2 separate regions of the Homo sapiens genome follow, and region 2 is linked to region 1. Evidence: read pairs that join two places in POLR2A ChIA-PET (ENCODE). Cell type or tissue: Caco-2. All regions are shown on one strand. Links, peaks and the distances in the headings refer to the core of each region. The heading gives the core; the rest is flanking DNA.

Region 1 (6,892 bases), core at 1,893-6,892:
TTTTAAAATGTGACAGTCGTCAGTGTCCTCAGCACACACGTGGACACGTGCACATTCGGGGACACGCACACACTGAGCACGTGCCCACACTTCCACGCCATGGGGAGGGCTGTGGGCACTGCTGGTTTCCCCCGGGGGTGTGTCCAGCACAGCCCAGGGCTCTCCCTGACCCAGGCCCACTCCTCTCACCTCGGGTTAGGACCGTGGCACCTGGTGAGGTTGCGGGGCACTTGCCTGGGGTTTCAGCTCCAAGTGGGGGTACCTCGCCCACATCCTCGTCACCAGCACAGCTGCCTTGGGGACCCCTAGGCTGGGATTGGGAGACCTCTACTCCGCCCTAGAGTCCCAGCTCCTCATTGGAGAAGTGGGATTCAGCATGTTCTGTGTGAGGGCTGAGGGGCCCAGCATTGGGGGGGTGGGCTGGCAGGCACAGGGGACCCCCGACCCGGGATGCATCCCCCACACTGTCCTTCATGCTGAGCTTGGCTTGGCTTTCAGGCTGTGGACTCTGCCCAGGAACTGCCTGGCGGGCCTCAGATGGAGGGGGCACCTGGGGAAGGGGGGCACCTGGGGAAGGGGTGCTGGGGGGCACCTCGGGTAGGGACCGTCTCCCGTGTACAAGGAGCATGGCGCTGTGACTAGCTCAGACACCGTGTCCTCCCTCCAAACCTCAGGGAGCGAGGGCCCTGTCAGGTCCCTGGGAGCAGACGAAGATTCTCCTGAAGCCAGGGAGGCAGGGCCACGTGTTCCCAGCCCAACTTCCTCCCCACTCCATCCTCGGACACACAGCTGGAACCATGCCAGAGCCACATTTTATTCCAGGATGCGACACGGGGCGGCGGATGCCTGGCCTCGGAAACCCCCTCCCTGCCTATGAGGGCTTGTCCAGGGCTCCCCTGGAACACAGCTCAGCCAGGCAAGGCTGGGAGAGGGCTGGGCCCCCCAGGTGACCTGCAGACGCCTCCCCCACCTACATGCCCCACGCAAGGGGAGCCCTGGAGCCCGGCCTGCCTTGACAGGAAGGAGATAGGTGAAAAATAAATACACGGCTGGGCCGCCTGCAGCAAGCGCGACAGTGCCCGGGACCCCCAGGGCCACTCCTGCCTCTGGTGGCCTCACCGCGGCCCAGGCCCTCGTCCCCAAGGGTTCAGACACCACTGTCGGCGAGCACCGTGCTGGGCGCAGAGGCCACGTGTGGTGGGACGGCAGCCTGCTGGCCCCTCCAGGTGAGGACCAGGAGCACAGGCTGTGGCAACTCCAGCCCGGGCAGGGGCCGGGACCTGTGTGGATAATCCACCCAAACACCCCACGGCCCTCATAGCCCCGTGACACACAACAGGCGCTCAATAAATAGTCGTGGAGGTGGGGGGAGGGCGGGGCGGCATGCGAGCAGGGCCCAGTCCCCAGCGGCCGGCAGCTGCCCACCGTGCTGGCCCCAAGCAGGGCTCTGCGCTGAGGCCTGGAAGTTCCCACAGCCGTGGTGGGCGGCTCCTGGGGGCTGTGTCTGAGCTCGGGAGCCAGACTGGGCCCTGGAGGAAAGGGGGCCCCGGGTCAGGGAGGGGCAGGTTGGCTGGGTGTGGTCAGCAGCAGCATGACGGGGTTAGAGATCAGGCCCAGGGCCTGGGCTGCCTGCCTTGAGGTTCCAGAGAAGCATCCTGGAAGCTGAAGCTCGGGCCCTACCTGGCCGCGCCGGGCTGCCCTGAGGAGCAGGTGGGGCCAGGTGGCCTCAGGACGCCAGAGCCCCCCCATCCACGGGTCCCCTCCGTCCAGCCACAGTGAGTCCAATGTCCGTGGTCCTCCAGCCGCACTCGCTAAGGTTTATGCTTGAAGTGCGCCTCCACTGCAACGGAACAGGGTCCAGCGTTGTCACAGCGGCGGGGAGCTGGGAGCCCTTCCAGGCCGCCGGCCGCCCGCCCCCCTCACCTGCGTACTCCTGGGGCAGCATGGGCCTGTCCACCGCCTTCTGGAAGGCCGCCACCCACTCCCTCTGGTCGGACTCCGTCTCGCAGGCAAACAGAAACTTGCGGTCGGGCGTGACGATGGTGATGCCATGTGGCCAGTGGTGGCCCTGGGTGGACGGCGGGAACCCATGCAGCACCGTGTAGCCACTCTCCTTGCTGCCAATGAAGACTTCCCCTCGGGCGAAGGCGTCCTGTGGGTGGGGACCGCACTGGAGGCGGGGCCATGTCCCTTCCAGCCCCGCTTCACTCAGGCCAGGACTCGGGAGGCCACCCGCCCTCCTGGTCACGCATCTGGCAACCCCAGCCAGTGAGCTGCCCTCCCGTGCTGGGGCCACAGCTCCTCCTTACCAGGGGGTCTTTGAAGTACATGAGCCTGCGGTCATCCATGGTGAACCAGCGCTTCCGGAAGCCTTCCGTTTGCTGTGGGTCAGAGAGGGCCCGTGACCGGCAGGTCGCCGAGGCAGGCCCTACATCCAGCTGACCACAGCACACCCCGGAGGGCAGGGCCCAGACTGGCCCGGGTCAGTCACCTCCATTCACTCACGCCTGCCGCTGGCCACGCCCCACGAGGCCTCCGCACACGCCTGTCCTCCAGCCTCCACACGGCACCTCCCTCCTGCTCCTCCAGGTCCCCCAGCCCTCCCTGGGCCCCAGATGGGGGCCCAGGCCTCACTTACGAGCCCTCACACCTGCACTTCTCCTCCGGGACCACCAAGACTCCCAGGATTTGTGTCTCCCTCCCACATTATGCCTCAGGGAATGGCAAGATGTGGGCCCCTGGCCGCGCAGGTGCACGGTCCCGTGGGTGAGGAAGCTGGTCAGACGTGAGCGGGCAGGGAGGGTCTAACCAAAGCCTAGGACAGTGGCCCGAGTCCTCGGGGACCCCGGCCAGGCACAGACAAGGGGCTGTGAGGACCCACCAGACACCAGTTTAAAACACAGGCGGCAGCTGGCAAGGCTGCTGCACTTCAGTCCGAGACCCACCATGGCGTACCCCAGGCCACCCCAGGCCGCACGTGCGGCACACCCACCTTGGGCCCCGTCTTCTCCATGTAGCCTTCCTTCAGGTAGTTCCTGGAGAGCTTTGGCACCAGCTAGGGCAGGACACACCAGGCAGGGGACCTCAGAAGTGCAGCTCAGGCCGAGCCCCTCCCTGGCTGTGCCCCTCTGTGCTCCCCTCACCCCGGGCCACCAGGTCAGGGCCCAGGCCTGGCTTAGCCTCCGCAGGATCCACATTTCTGCCTCTGCTTGCCACCCCTTCCCTCCCCGCTTTCCCCTTTGGCTGAGCTGAAGTTCTAGAGTGAGGCAGGAGGGCTGCAGGCACGTCAGGGTGAGCCCTTGGCCAGTCCCAGGCCCACCCTAGGGCTCAACATCATCCCAGACTCAGGGCACGAGGGCTCCGTCCACCCCCCACCCCACCACCCCTGTCTGCCCTGGAGCTGACCGCAGGGCCGCCACTCACATCTGCGTCGCCGGCCCCTGGGAATGCCACCTGCAGGTAGTGGAAGCGAGCAGCTCGGAGTGCATTGAACCAGTCCACAATCTCCTAGGGGCAAAGGTGGGCACAGGCTTGGGCTGAGGAGGCTGCAGCGCTGGGGTCCCCACAGAGGGGCTGGGGTCCCCACAGAGGGGCCGCTTCCCCCAGAGCCCAGCCCCTTCCTCCTCCCCGGCACCTCAGCTCCCAGCAGTCCTGCCGCAGGCCTGGCCCCTGTGCCCACGCTGAGGCCGGGGCTGCTACACAGGGGCTGCCCCTCTGCGGGAGGGCAGGTGCAGCCTCCCCCGGCGAAGTCCTGAGAAGGGCCGAAGGGCCGAAGGGCCGGGCCGGGCCGGGCTGGACAGGGTCGGGGGCTGCCATCCAAGCTCACTCTGTGGCCCTGGTGCTGCTGGGGCCTGGGCCAACTTGCCTTCCTTTCAGATGGTGCTATTTTTATGAAGATCCTTATTTTGTAGCTCAAGCAAGTCTTGGGGTGGTGGGAGAAGGGAGGCTCATCTGTTTATAAACGCCCTTGGAGCTGTGGCCCCTACCGAGAGTGGGCAGAGAGCAAAACTGCTCTCCAGGGAGCCGCCCTGGTCCTCTGGAGAGCGTGGGGTGGGCCAGCACCCTGGAACAGAGGGCCCATAGCCCAGGCCTGGCACCCAGCCCCACGTCGGGTGCCCTCTGGGTCTAGACTTCAGCCTGGCTGTCCCCTGCCCCTAGACCCAGCGCCCCTCCTGGGGTCTGCCCAGACCCTTGGCCCCATGACATTATAACCTGCGCCCTGGGCCTCCTGTTCAGCCTACAGCCTGGAGCTGGTGACCTCTGGAAAGGTGCCCATCTTTACTCTTGGCTGCACCCTCTCCTGCCCAGGAAGAGCCAGGGAGCCCCATCCCTCCTCAGGCTTCTCCCCAGCCCCTTTGGCCTTGACTTTTGTCCCACAGGCAAAGCCCCCAGCACTGGACCAATCCAGTCACGGCTTCTCCAGCTGGCACCCGGCCCAGCACCAGCTGGAGGATGGTGTAGCCCCAGGCTCCTCCCATAGCAGTGGGATTGCCCTGTCCTCTTCCAGTGGCCCCACCCAGCAAAGCCCCACCCACCCCGACTGCCCCTCATCGGCCTCCAGCCCTGCTTTCTCCTGTGGCCCTTCCTCCTAGGCCACGCCCACAAGCCACACCCACGCCACCCAACCAGCCCGAGGCCCCGCCTCCCCTCCTTCCCCCGCCCACCCTTTCCTCCGGCCCGCCCCGTCCCATTTGGCCCCGCCCTCCCTCCTCCTAGAGGAAGCTGAACCCGTCCACACCACACTGCCCCAAAGGCCTTGGGAATTCACAGCTCCAGGTCCCCCGGAAATGCAGGGGGCTCTAAGCAGAACTGGTTGGAAAATCGCCCCTTTTCCCCCAGCAGGAGATGGAGCCGACTCTGGGGCTCCGGGCAGACGGGGCATGCCTGGTGCACTCCACGCTGGAGCTCTGTGACCCTGCAGGCTGCAGCGGAAACTCCCTCAGCTCCCACAGCTGGGGGCCAAGCGTCTGCCCTGGGCGGGGGGAATTATCTTTGGAGGATCAGGAGTTGGACACCAGCCTGACCAACATGGTGAAACCCGGTCTCTACTAAAAATACAAAAATTGCGGCTGGGCGCAGTGGCTCACACCTGTAATCCCAGCACTTTGGGAGGCTGAGGCAGGTGGATCACCTGAGGTCGGGAGCTCGAGACCAGCCTGACCAACATGAAGAAACCCCGTCTCTACTAAAAATACAAAATTAGCTGGGTGTGGTGGCGCATGCCTGTAATCCCAGCTACTCGGGAGGCTGAGGCAGGAGAATGACTTGAACCAGGGAGGCAAAGGTTGCAGTGAGCCGAGATTGCACCACTGCACTCCAGCCTGGGTGACAAGGGCGAAACTCTGCCTCAAAAAAAAAAAAAGAAAGAAAAGAAAGAAAGAAAAATAAATACTCCAAGAACCAAAGGCTCTCTGAAAAACTAAATGCATGACAGCAGAAACAAAACCCTCAACACAGTGTTGGAGACAAAGTTGAAGAAATTTCCCAGAAAGTAGAAGAAAAATGAACCAGTTTAAGAGCACCAATAACAGGAGTTTCAGAAAATGAGAACAGGGAAAGTGGAGGGAGGAAATCATTAGATAAGAAAGCAATCCCTGACCTCATGGAAACCAGTAACTGGACTGGAAGGGCCACCCTGGGCCTGTACCCAGCACATGAAAAGACGAGGGACCCTTGCCAACACACGCACAGCATTGGAGAATTTCAAAACCGCGGGACAAACGTACTAGGATGGAGGAATCCGTGGTGCAAAGCCTTCAGAATTAGCAGGAAAATTAATTCCAACCTAGAATTCTATATCTAGCCACAGTCTAAGCCAGGCAGGAGGTAGAACAGTCCAAGGTGCCAGGTGACCCCTTTCCCTCCAGGCACATCACTTCTACCAAGAGGAATAAGTAAACGAGAAAGACGTAGGACCCGGGCAGCAGGGCTCCACCCAGGAACCAGATGAGGCTGCAGGAGCGAGATCTCCAGGCCGTGGGAGTCGCAGGCTCCTGGTGCCCGACTGCCTCCAGAGACAACAGTCTGCGGAGAGTCTGCGGCAACACATGGTCAACTGCGGCAAGGAACACAGCCGCTTACTGTGGGAAGAGCGATCACAGCGTGCTCTGAGGCCAGGGGCTGCACCCGACTCGGCCCCCTAACAAACCCAGGGTCAGATGCCAGCGGAGCACGGCAGGCAGGGGACGGGCACGTGGGAGGGGATGGAAAGAGCTGGAACCTCTACTTCCACGTGGGAAGTTGTCAGATGGTGCCTAAAGTGGGTAAATCTGCAGCGACACCGGCAGCTTATTTTTGGATATGGGGACCAATTCCCAACGGGGGTTAGGAGGGACCTCAAACTTCTGTTTCTCAAGATTTAGGAACGATATAGCGCTTTAGACCGTGTGCACACAGACGTGTGATAAACATAGAAACAAGAACCTAAGTAACAAAGAGGCTGGGCCCACCGCTGCGCCCCCTGCAGCCTGGCCCAAAGACAAAAGGATAGCTTTTGTGGGGGTTTTACCTGGGTTCCCCCCAAGCCCTCCAGAGATGCGGGGTACACCCACCCTCCCCGCCGCCACACCAAGGGCAGCCAAAGGAACCCTACCCAAACCACCCCAGAGCCGGCTACCGTCCACATCTCCTCCCCGTAGGACCCCAGTTCCCCCCGAGGTCCCCTCTGGGCATTGTGGGGGCGGTGGATCCTCTAGCCCGAGCTGGCAGCCCCCACTGACAGGGCCAAGCTGGGTGGCCCCAGAGACAGCGTGGTGATCCGGCTCCTGGGCAGCCCGGCCCTGGGAAGCTGCCTTCCTGCACCTGTCTTCCCATGCTGCCCGGCGCCAGTGCCCACACTCCCACACGTCCAAGCACCCGCCTTCCCACGCTGCCCAGCCCGACTTCCCGCCTT
Region 2 (9,602 bases), core at 2,199-7,198, 640 kb after region 1:
TTAGAGCAGGTACAAGCGAACTTGAGTGGCCACATGCCCCACCCCCCGACCAGCTGCTGTAGATGAGGAAGCCCAGGCCATGAGGTCTGCTGGCCTGTCCCACAGGCCGGTGGGGTCTGGTGTAGAGCCTTCCTGCTTCTCCGCACTGTGCGTCGGGTGTCCTGGGGAAGGTATTGGGGTGGAGACTGCCCTCTCCCTGCCCTCCCATGCGGGGCCGGCTCATCTCGTACAGCGGGGGCTAGTGTGGGGTGTAGGGAAGACCTTCTCCCTGCTTGCAAGGAGCTCACCATGCCTTGGGGAGGCCCCCTGTCCCCAGAAGGATCTAGAACCAGGCCTTGGTAGAGGGTGCTTGCCTACGCGAGGAGGAGAGCAGTGGGGAGTGTTTCTGGAAGAAGCAGGGCAGGGAACCACGTGCTCTCTGCAGATGGTGATCAGAAACCTGAAACGGCATTGGGGTGGGGGAGTCGGGGTTTGGGAGGAACCCCCAAGACTTTTGACTGCCTGTGGGGCTGTGTGGGGGGCACCAGGATCAGGGTGAGGGCATCCCATTTGGCAAAGCTGTGGTCCAGACAGGAGACGCTGGAGGCCGGAGCCTGGGCAGGTGCTGTGGGTTCAGGCGGGTGATGCTTGAGGGCTGGGATCAAGCCTGGTTGGCGCGTGGATGAGGAAAAGAGAGAGGGGCAGGGGCAACTCCGGTGAATGATGCGGTTGGGGGCTGGGGGGCATCTGGGCCCCCCGGAATGCCCCTGACTGGACTTAGAGGCTGGGAGCGGATTGAAGCCCCAGGGCGGCCGGGGGAGAACAGGATGCTGATGGGGAGCTGGAGGCCGAGGACAGGAGGATGGTGTGGTGGGAGCCAGGGCGGGGACTGGAGGGGGTGTGGTGTGTTCTGCAGTCTGCTCTCTGCTGCTGCAGCTGCCTGAGTCACCTCTGGATGTAGCGGAATGACACAGCTTCCTCAGACTGCAAATGCAAGGTGACCAGACGTCCTCCAAGCCGGGCCGACAGTCATGGCTTGCTGGAGGGCAGCCAGCCAGGGCCAGGCTGCTGGCTGGTATGGGCCGGGCTGCGGGGTGCCAAGTGGGGTGCCTCCCGCATGCTTAGTGGGGCTGTGTCCGGGACAGCCGGACAGTGGGGGCCCTCGCAGTGTAGGACCTCATCCTCAGTAGGAAGGGTGTCTGGCTGGTCTCTGGGACCAGCTGGGCTGCAATTAGTCGGTTGACACCTGTTTGACAGGCACCCACTGGGTACCAGTGCCACAGCGGCCCCACCTACCCTTGCGGCCCAGTGTGGAGGGCACCCGGCTTGGGGTCTCTGGCAGAAAGGCTCCTGGGAGAGGCGGGTACACCTTGGGTGGCCTCTGGTTTTGTGGATTGCACCTGCCGTGGGAGTCACTGGTCGGGGGGCGGGAGGGCGCTTGCTGCTGTGCTGCTGGGTTTCTGAACCCGTGTCTCTCGCACAGAGCTCCCGTCCTCCGTTCCTGGTCTTCCTCCTGCCCCTCCTCCCTCTCCCGCATCCCACATCCTCGGAGACCCGCGGAGAATAGAAGTGGAAGGGCCACTCCGTCTTGGTCAGACTGGCTGGGCAGCTGAGGGGGTGGGGCATGGAGTCTGTGTCATCATTCACCCCTTGGGCAAGAACAAGTGACCCATCCAGAGCCCCCATGCTGGCCTCGTAGAGCGAGCGGCAGCCCCGATGCGTCCTCTCATCTGGGAAGAATCAGAGCCCCAAAGCTGAAATCCCCGTTTCTCTATGGGCATCCACAGCCGGGACCGTTCAGAGGGGTCATCCAGCCGTCAGCTGCTCAACTCACTTTTGCACTCTCTCTTTTTTTTTTTCCTAAAAGATAAGGTCTTGCCCTGTCACTCAGGCTGCTGGAGTGCAGTGGTGTGATCACAGCTCACTGCAATCTCGACTTCGAGGCTCAAGCAATCCTCCCACCTCAGCCTCCCGAGTAGCCGGGACCATAGGCACATATGTGCCATCACAACTGGCTATTTAAAATTCTTTTTTTTTTTTTTTTTGTAGAGATGGGGCCTTGTTATGTTGCCCAGGCTGGCCTGAAACTACTGGGCTCGAGCATTCGGCCTCCGGAGGCGTTGCTATTACAGGCAAGAGCCACTGTGCCCAGTCCCAACTTGGTGGAGAAAATGTTCCCTCCTGGACCCCAAAGCAGGTCCTTCTCAGCTTGTGCCAGCACAGCAAGAGGTGCCAAGGCTGCCAGCCCCCCACTGAGCAGGGTCAGGCCCATGGGTGACCAGTGAGTATTTGCTGGGACTTAAAAAGTTAAAAATGGCCGGGCATGGTGGCTCATACCTGTAATCCCAGCACTTTGGGAGACTGAGGCAGGAAGATCACTTGAGTCCAGGAGCTCGAGACCAGCCTAGGCAACATGGTGAGACCCTGTCTCTACAAAAAAGTTTAAAATTCTCTGGGTGTGGGGGTGCCCACCCGTAGTCCCAGCTGCTCGGGAGGCTGAGGCAGGAGGATCGCTTGAGCTCAGGAGGTCTGCAGTGAGCTGTGATTTCACCACTGCACTCCAGCCTGGGTGACAGAGTGACACCTTGTCTCTAAAATGAAAATTAAAAGGGAAAACATGATCCTCCAGAAGCTGAGGTGGCTGCCTGGGGATCACCTGCTCCTGAAAGCACAGTTCTGGACGACTGACCCTGGGCTGCCTGCCCTGCCGGGGGGAGCCCAGGGCTCTGATCCTCACCCTCTGCAAGGTGCCTTCCTGGGCGGAGCCGCCCTGCCCTGCGCTTTATGGAGCCCAGGCCCTCAGTCTGGATCCTGGAAAGGGGCGCCCGGCGTCCTGGCTCCGTCACTCATCCCCAGCTGCAGCCGCAGGAATTGCCTCTGTCTGAGGCTGCTGGCAGTTCCTTTTCCTTGAGAGGAAGTGATGCCCCCGCTGAGCCTTGTTTAGTTCTGCGTCACGTCGAGGTGTCTGGCCTTGGGTTGAAAACCCTGCCTCTTCCATCCGAAAACCAGTTACCTGAGAGCTGTTCCAAGTTATAGGTGGTGCCGGAGAACTTTGCTGCCCGGCGCTGCTCCCGGGACGTGGGGCGTGAGCGCTGCACCCTTACTTACGTCGGCTGCTGGGGCCCCACAGCGGAAACTCAGACCCGCCCACCCAGGCCCCCGCTGTGGCGCTGAACACTGCACTTCTCTGGTGACCACCGAAACTCAGAGGAGCTCGGGGTGTCGGGTGCTTGTGCGTGGCGATGCTGGTGTTTTGTTAGCTGCTGGGCGTAAGACACAATGCGAGGACGTCGTTCCTCGGGGGCTGCTGGAGGGGAGCTTGGCTGCAGTGCTGACCAGGTGCTAATGCAGTAGCCCCTGCCTTGGGCCCGGGGTAGTGCACGGGCGTCTCTGCGACCCCAGGCACGCTTTCCCCCTGGATGACACCCTAAGGCTGCGTCTCTGGCCCTGGGGTGGGAGCGCTTTCTACATGTGCTCTGGCGGCCCTGGAGGCCATGTGAGGTCGGACAGTTCACAAAACCCCATTTAGGGCAGTCGTCATTTTTAGATCAGTTGCTTTACAAACTTTTTTTGTGCATACAAAACTCTTCTCTGAATGTCCTTCCAAAAGCAAGCTGTCATCTTTCTTGCCTCTGATGTTTAAAGCGACATTAGGTTAAGGCTACTTGGATTTATTCTGTGCATGGTGGGGAGAGGGAGGCGCCAGCACCATCCCATCCCGTGCTGGGTTCCTGAGAGAAGCTTTGCTGCTTGGCTGGGCCGTCCCGCTGCGTCGTCTCTCCAGGCGCGTGGCTGGTCCAGGCTTCCTCGGCAGAGCAGAGTCGTGACCTGCCCAAGGAGGTGGGGGGCAGGCTTGCGAGCACAGCGTGGGGGCCGCCTGGGAGCCCTGCGTCCGCCAGGTCCTCATTCTTCAGAGGGCCCCAGTGCAGGTGTGCCTCGAAGTACTGGGGTTGGAGCGGGGCACAGGCGTGCTTCAGTAGCCCTGGCAACCTTGACCTCCTGGAAGTAGTCAGCCACCCCTCCTGGGGCGCCCCCGGCTACCGTGTGCCTCCGCAGTGTCACAGGGCATCGCGGAGGCATCTTTTTAGTGGAAAGATCCCCACGCTGAACTCTGCCCCTGGCATCTGGCCGAGCCCCACACGTCACCGTGGGTCTGGCCAGACGGTCCTGTCCCCCGGACCTTCCTTTTCCGCCCGGCTGTGCTGCCACGGCGGGCAGTGGGCCCGGGGGCCCAGGAGCGGGTCCTTGCTGGGTGGGAGGCCCGGGTGTGTGGGAATGCGCGCGGCTCTGTAAACATCTGGTGACTCACCGCATAGCTATGTCGTGGCCGGCCTGTGCACTGACGTGCTCGCAGTGGAGCTGGAAGCGGTGCCCGCGGCCCCTCCCTCTGACATGGAAAAGTTTCTCATGGTGCTCCCAGCCGCCGGCATTTGCAGGTCCCCACGGTGGCGGAGGCAGCTGGGCCCCAGCCTCTCCACTGTCACCCTCACCCCAGGACGTGGTGCGAAGGAGCCTGGAGCCCACCTGGCCGTCCCCGGGACCGGCTGGTGCCATCCTGTGCCATCTACGTCAGCGCCCTGAGATCAGCTGGCCTTGGCAGGGGCAGCGGACTCGGCAGCCTGGCGCAGGACCCTGTCTCACCTGTGCGGCCCTCTTGTTGTGGGGGTTTGTGGGTTGCGGGGGTGGGGCCCCCATCGGAGGCAGGGCTGGAGGGTGGAGGGATTTGGGCCCGAGGGCTCCCTGGCCCAGGGTGTGGGGAGGGTCCTGGGCTGGCAGGGAGGACGGGATGCGGTCACCCGCCCCCATGATGCCCATGTCCAGTGGAGGTGCTGACCAAGGACACCCCCCACCGCCGTGTGCTGCTCTGATGTTCCTGTGGGAACCTGTGTCTGGTATTTGGGGTATGGGAGTGGGTGCTGTGAACCCCTGTCCCGCGAGCTGCCCGGCGCCTTCTGCCCGCCCGTCCCGGCCGCCGGGTGCAAATGGGTTTGTTGACTGCCTGCCGGCCTCGTGATGTCTGTGCAACCTGACCTGAAGTCAGGATCGCGTTTGGGCTTCTCGGTTTCCATGACAACCGTGGGGGCTGGCTCGGTCCCAAGGTCGCCATGGCAACTATCGGAGGGCTCATGCCGGGGATGCTTTGGCTGGGTTTTTCATGAATGATTAGAATGTGTGACACAATGCAGACGTGAGGACGGCGGGGGCGGCGGCGGGGACGACTCCCGCCAGACGGTCAAATGCTCGGCAGGGCGGCGGCTCCCCCACCTCCCTGGTCTCTGGCTGCGGCCCCCGGACCTGCCGCCCCTCAGGAACCCCACACCCCCTTGGGCCGCAGGGTCCTCGCTCGGGGGCAGCTTAGGTGGAGGTGGTGATGTCACAGCCGCAGCGGCCAGGGCCGTGGTAGGTGTCCCGTGGCCTGTGGGGAGGGCGGGGCGGGAGGGCGGCTGGGCCTCCACCCAGGCCCACCGTGGGGGATGGCGATGTCAGGGGCTCCCCAGAGGCCCCCTCTCGGGGATCCAGGCTGGGTCCGGAGCACCGGAGCCTTTGCCAGTGTAGGGTCGCTGTCCAGCGGGGCCCCACACTCCTCGGGGCCGGCACAGCTGTCTTGAGGGAGGGAGGTTTTGCCACCAGTCACTTTGGTCCTCGGTACGGGGCACCTTGTGCTGTGCAGGTGCAGACGTCTTCTCTGACCTCAGGGAGAGTCAGAACAGGAAGCAGCCACTGCCGGCGCCTGCTGGTCACCCCACAGTGCCGGCGGCTGCAGCCCAGGTCTGCAGGGCAGCAGGGGGCCGCACCTGGCTGCCAGGCCCTGGGGTGGGGTCCCAGCCGCTCTGTGGAGTGTGCTAGAGTGTGAGGTGCAGCCAGACCTTTCCCTGAACCCTCAGGCAGGGACAGAGGCCGGGCCAGGATGCCTCACCCCCTGGGAAGCCCCTCAGGACGGGCTGGGCCCGGATGGTGCCCCGTCTTGTTTTCATGGTGCTGTGACTGTCCACCCCGGGCTGAGAAGCATCCCTGCATGGGAGGTGGGCACCCTGTCCGGCGCTGCCGGCCCTGACCTGTGCTGGCTTCTCTGCTTGTCCATGTTTTCCAGCTACGAGTTCCAGGGAGCTCTGTCCTGGTGACCGTGCCCGGGTTATGACGACTAATCCCAAACCGAATAAGGCATTAAAGGTAAGGCTGGTTCCAAGCAGGCCCCGTCTCAAGCACAGGCGTGGGAAAGGCCCCCGGCCCGACAGCCCCTGCTATCCCAGGGCCGTCCTGAGCCTGTGATGGAGGCCTCCCTGTTGCCAGGAGGAGGGGGGCTGCTGTGGCCGAGGGATGTTCACAGGAGAGGTGGAGTCAGGATCGGGGACTGTGGTTCCAGGCGATGACTCCCAGGCTGAGGGCGTGGCAGGGTCTGCTGCCTTCCCGCCTGGGCTGTGTGTCCGCCGGGCGCTACTGCATGAGCTCATCCCCTGGCTCCAGGCGTGGGCAGCGTGGCCAGCGTGGCCTCTGGTGAACGCGATGCTCCAGCTCCCAAGGCCCGAGCCCACCTGTGCCTGGCGCTTGCCGCCTCCACAATGGCGTGTGCCTGTGGGCCGGCTCAGTCCCAGCAGCAGGACCCATGCACTCTGGGTCCTCATGGGCTCTGAGGCTGTCGGTAACCAGGAGTGACCGATGTCACCACTGGCTTTTCCCGTTCAGAAAGGGTCCTGTGGGGCCACAGCTGTCACATGGGCTGCCTGCGTGCACAGTGTCCTGTGGTCCCTGGTGCGGATGGCGAAGGCCAGCCCTGAGAGCGCAGGCGTGCAGGGGCACCGCTGGGTTCCTGGCCACCCCAGTGTCGGTCCCAGGCAGACACCCCACGTTCTCCCGCCGCTGACCCCGCACTGTGGCCCCCCAGGTCAAGAAGGAGGCGGGCGAGAACGCCCCGGTGCTCAGCGATGATGAGCTGGTGTCCATGTCGGTGCGGGAGCTGAACCAGCACCTGCGGGGTCTCACCAAGGAGGAGGTGACCCGCCTGAAGCAGCGTCGGCGCACACTCAAGAACCGCGGCTACGCGGCCAGCTGCCGCATCAAGCGGGTGACGCAGAAGGAGGAGCTGGAGCGGCAGCGCGTGGAGCTGCAGCAGGAGGTGGAGAAGCTGGCGCGTGAGAACAGCAGCATGCGGCTGGAGCTGGACGCCCTGCGCTCCAAGTACGAGGCGCTGCAGACCTTCGCGCGCACCGTGGCCCGGGGACCTGTGGCGCCCTCCAAGGTGGCCACCACCAGCGTCATCACCATCGTCAAGTCCACCGAGCTCTCCTCCACCTCCGTGCCCTTCTCGGCTGCATCCTAGTGCCGGCCGGGGGCGGGGGGTGGCGGGCGGCGGGCGGCGGGCAGGCGGGTGGGGGCACACCCCTCGTACCTGTCACTGGGATGCAGACTCTCGACATCCGAGTCCAAGCGCAGGCCCCTCGGGCGCAGGCAGCTCACACCAGGAAGAGACTGTATTGCAGGGTGAAGAGTGGGCTCCCGTGGGCCCAGAGCTGCACGCCGGTCCACAGACACACTCACGCCCGCCACCTGCTCCCCGCAGGATGTGTCTGTGTGTGGGAATTGGTATCTTGCACCCGTGGGAGTCGGGACATATAATGGAAAGGCCCTCGGGAAGTTCCGCGTCCTCTGTGGGGGCTGCCGGAAGACACGGCCCCAGGAGTCAGGCCCCTGTGGTCAGGTCTAGCATGGGGCTTGTTTTCCACTCCTGCTGTAAGCAGCCTTCGACACCTGTCCTGCCACGGCCTCCCAGCCGGTGCGGGAGCCCCTCACTGCCCTGACCGACTCCGCAGTCCCCGGGGAGGAGCATGGATGGTGTGTCGGCAGCTCCGTCCTTCCAGCTGTCCCGTTGCAGTGCCCGTGATCCGCGTCTGCCTTAGCAGGGGCCTGCGTGAGTGGGCACGGTGTGGGAGGTCGCCTGCGTGGGGTGGTGTCTGTGTGTGTGCACGCACGCCTGCCATCAAAGCAGCAGGGCTGAGGGGGTGCAGCTTGCTGGTGTTCACTGGGGGAGGGCCTGTGGGCACACATGGCAGAGAGAGTGGCTCACACGTCGTGAGGTCTCCCCTGTGCTCTGGTGACCCGAGGAGGTCGTGCAGCACAGCGCAGAAGCCCCTGCCCACGGGATCCGGCCCCCCAGACACCGACCCCACAGGCCGTCCCGGATCTCAGCGGACACAGGCAGGAGCGCCCCATCATTTGACGGTGAGCAGGACTCAGGCTGTGTGTCCTGGAGCTACTTCTCACCAACTGTGGTCAGTGCAGGGGGAACGAGGAGGTCTTTTGGGGGCCTGGCGAGGGGAAGGGCTGCTGCAGTCTAGGGAGAGGGGGTGCAGCCTGGGGGATGTTGGTGGACATGGATGTGGAGGTGGAAGGAGGAGGACGTTGCGTGGAGTGGTGGGAGGAGGCGGGAGCCGTGTGCGAGAGCAGGTGGAAAGCCTTGAGGGGCAGGACCAGGATGCAGCTGGCTTGTAGAAGAGCTCAGGAGTGAGCCTGGCACTCCAGAGGGCGCGGCGGGTGGGGAGGCAGCAGGCACCAGTCCAGGAGAGCTTCGTGGACGTGGCTCCTGCGCGCACACCCCCAGGAGCACAGCCACGGGCTGCAGGTGTGGCTGGCCTCAGCACTCAGTCCTCACCCGGAGCCTTTGCCTGCTCCTCCTTCCAAGAGCACTGAGGCACCAGTGGGCTTGGCACTCCACCTTGGGCTTCCTTTTCCTGGAGAGCCGCCTTGAGGGTCCCTCCTGTGACTGGGGTCTCTGCAGCGAGAGCCGCGGGGGTTGCGGAGCCCCTGCCTGGGGGAGCTGGCGGAATGTGAGCCGCCGGCCGGGGGCCGCCACATAAGACCTGCAAGGTGGTGCCTGGGGCCCTGGCTCCTTCTCGGCTGCCCCTGCCCACCCAGTAACAGCCCCCACCAGCTACAGAGCCCAGGCGGGTGCCAGCCACGCTGGGAGGGCAGAGGACAGACAGCCCCGGGGCTGCGACTTGGTTCTGTGTCTACTGTTAGAAGTTGAGTGGGAAGCTGCAGGCCCGCCAGGACCACTGGGTCCCTACAGAGCAAAGGCCTGCGTGTTCCCAAACAGCCGTTGCCCCCGTGGCCGTGGTAGGTAATCCATATTGGATGTCATAAGGACCAGGGGGATATTTAAAGAGAGAAACAGAAAATATATAGAGATATAAAATTATATTCACAGTTTATCTACAGATTTTTCGTAACAATCTTTCTTTTCCAGTTTGATACTGTAAATCTATCAGAGCAGAGCCGGGGGCACGGGCACAGGTGGGAGTTGGGAGCAAAGCGGAGGCCCGGGCTGCCCGCCGTCCCCCTTCATCTCCCCACGGACTGTACCAGGCAGCTGGGCCCCGCAGGACAGGCCGCAGCGGGTGGCCGGTTCTGTCCCGTCTTGGGGTTCTTGGTGTCCACGTCTTGTGGGCCGTGGGCTTCTACCTGCCCTTGGCCTGCAGTGCTTTGCTGGAGAAGGGACTCCCTGGTCCCCAGGGTGGACGGAGCCGCTGTCACCGCCCAGAGCTGGGCCGGGGAAGCACGGTGTGTTCTGCTTTTCTTTTCAGATTGTTGAAATTTCATTGTCATGATTTAATATATGGATTTTTTTA

Evidence for each region. Peaks named below come from ENCODE experiments on the same cell type or tissue, not always from the same donor. Only the 100,000 strongest peaks of a DNase experiment are listed, where the experiment ranks them.
Region 2: POLR2A ChIA-PET joins it to region 1 with 5 read pairs; 1 of 35 experiments calls an interaction of 5 or more read pairs at or near these places.

What each region holds. Positions count from the first base shown.
Region 1 is chr7:897,110-904,001 of GRCh38, forward strand. It overlaps ADAP1 (ArfGAP with dual PH domains 1), which reads right to left. Exons shown (of 11, transcript NM_006869.4): 7 at 3,424-3,507; 8 at 2,993-3,055; 9 at 2,310-2,381; 10 at 1,924-2,152; 11 at 791-1,840. The coding sequence ends at 1,812. Among named protein-coding and RNA genes, the nearest start is that of GET4, 24 kb to the left of the region's middle. RefSeq lists enhancers at 1,665-2,252, 2,253-2,839, 4,898-4,957 and a silencer at 4,468-4,537. In Caco-2, for the core only: no CTCF peak of the experiment used is centred there; a DNase peak (open chromatin) is centred at 4,592.
Region 2 is chr7:1,533,079-1,542,680 of GRCh38, forward strand. MAFK (MAF bZIP transcription factor K) reads left to right here. Exons shown (of 3, transcript NM_002360.4): 2 at 6,071-6,150; 3 at 6,863-9,602. The coding sequence starts at 6,115. The coding sequence ends at 7,297. TMEM184A (transmembrane protein 184A) reads right to left here. Exons shown (of 9, transcript NM_001097620.2): 9 at 9,157-9,602. It overlaps LOC100128653 (a long non-coding RNA gene), which reads right to left and starts at 1,802. Exons shown (of 1, transcript NR_149036.1): 1 at 1-1,802. RefSeq lists enhancers at 1-29, 1-109, 2,527-3,470, 3,471-4,414, 5,359-6,301. In Caco-2, for the core only: no CTCF peak of the experiment used is centred there; DNase peaks (open chromatin) are centred at 4,013, 4,303 and 5,053; H3K4me3 peaks cover 805 bases.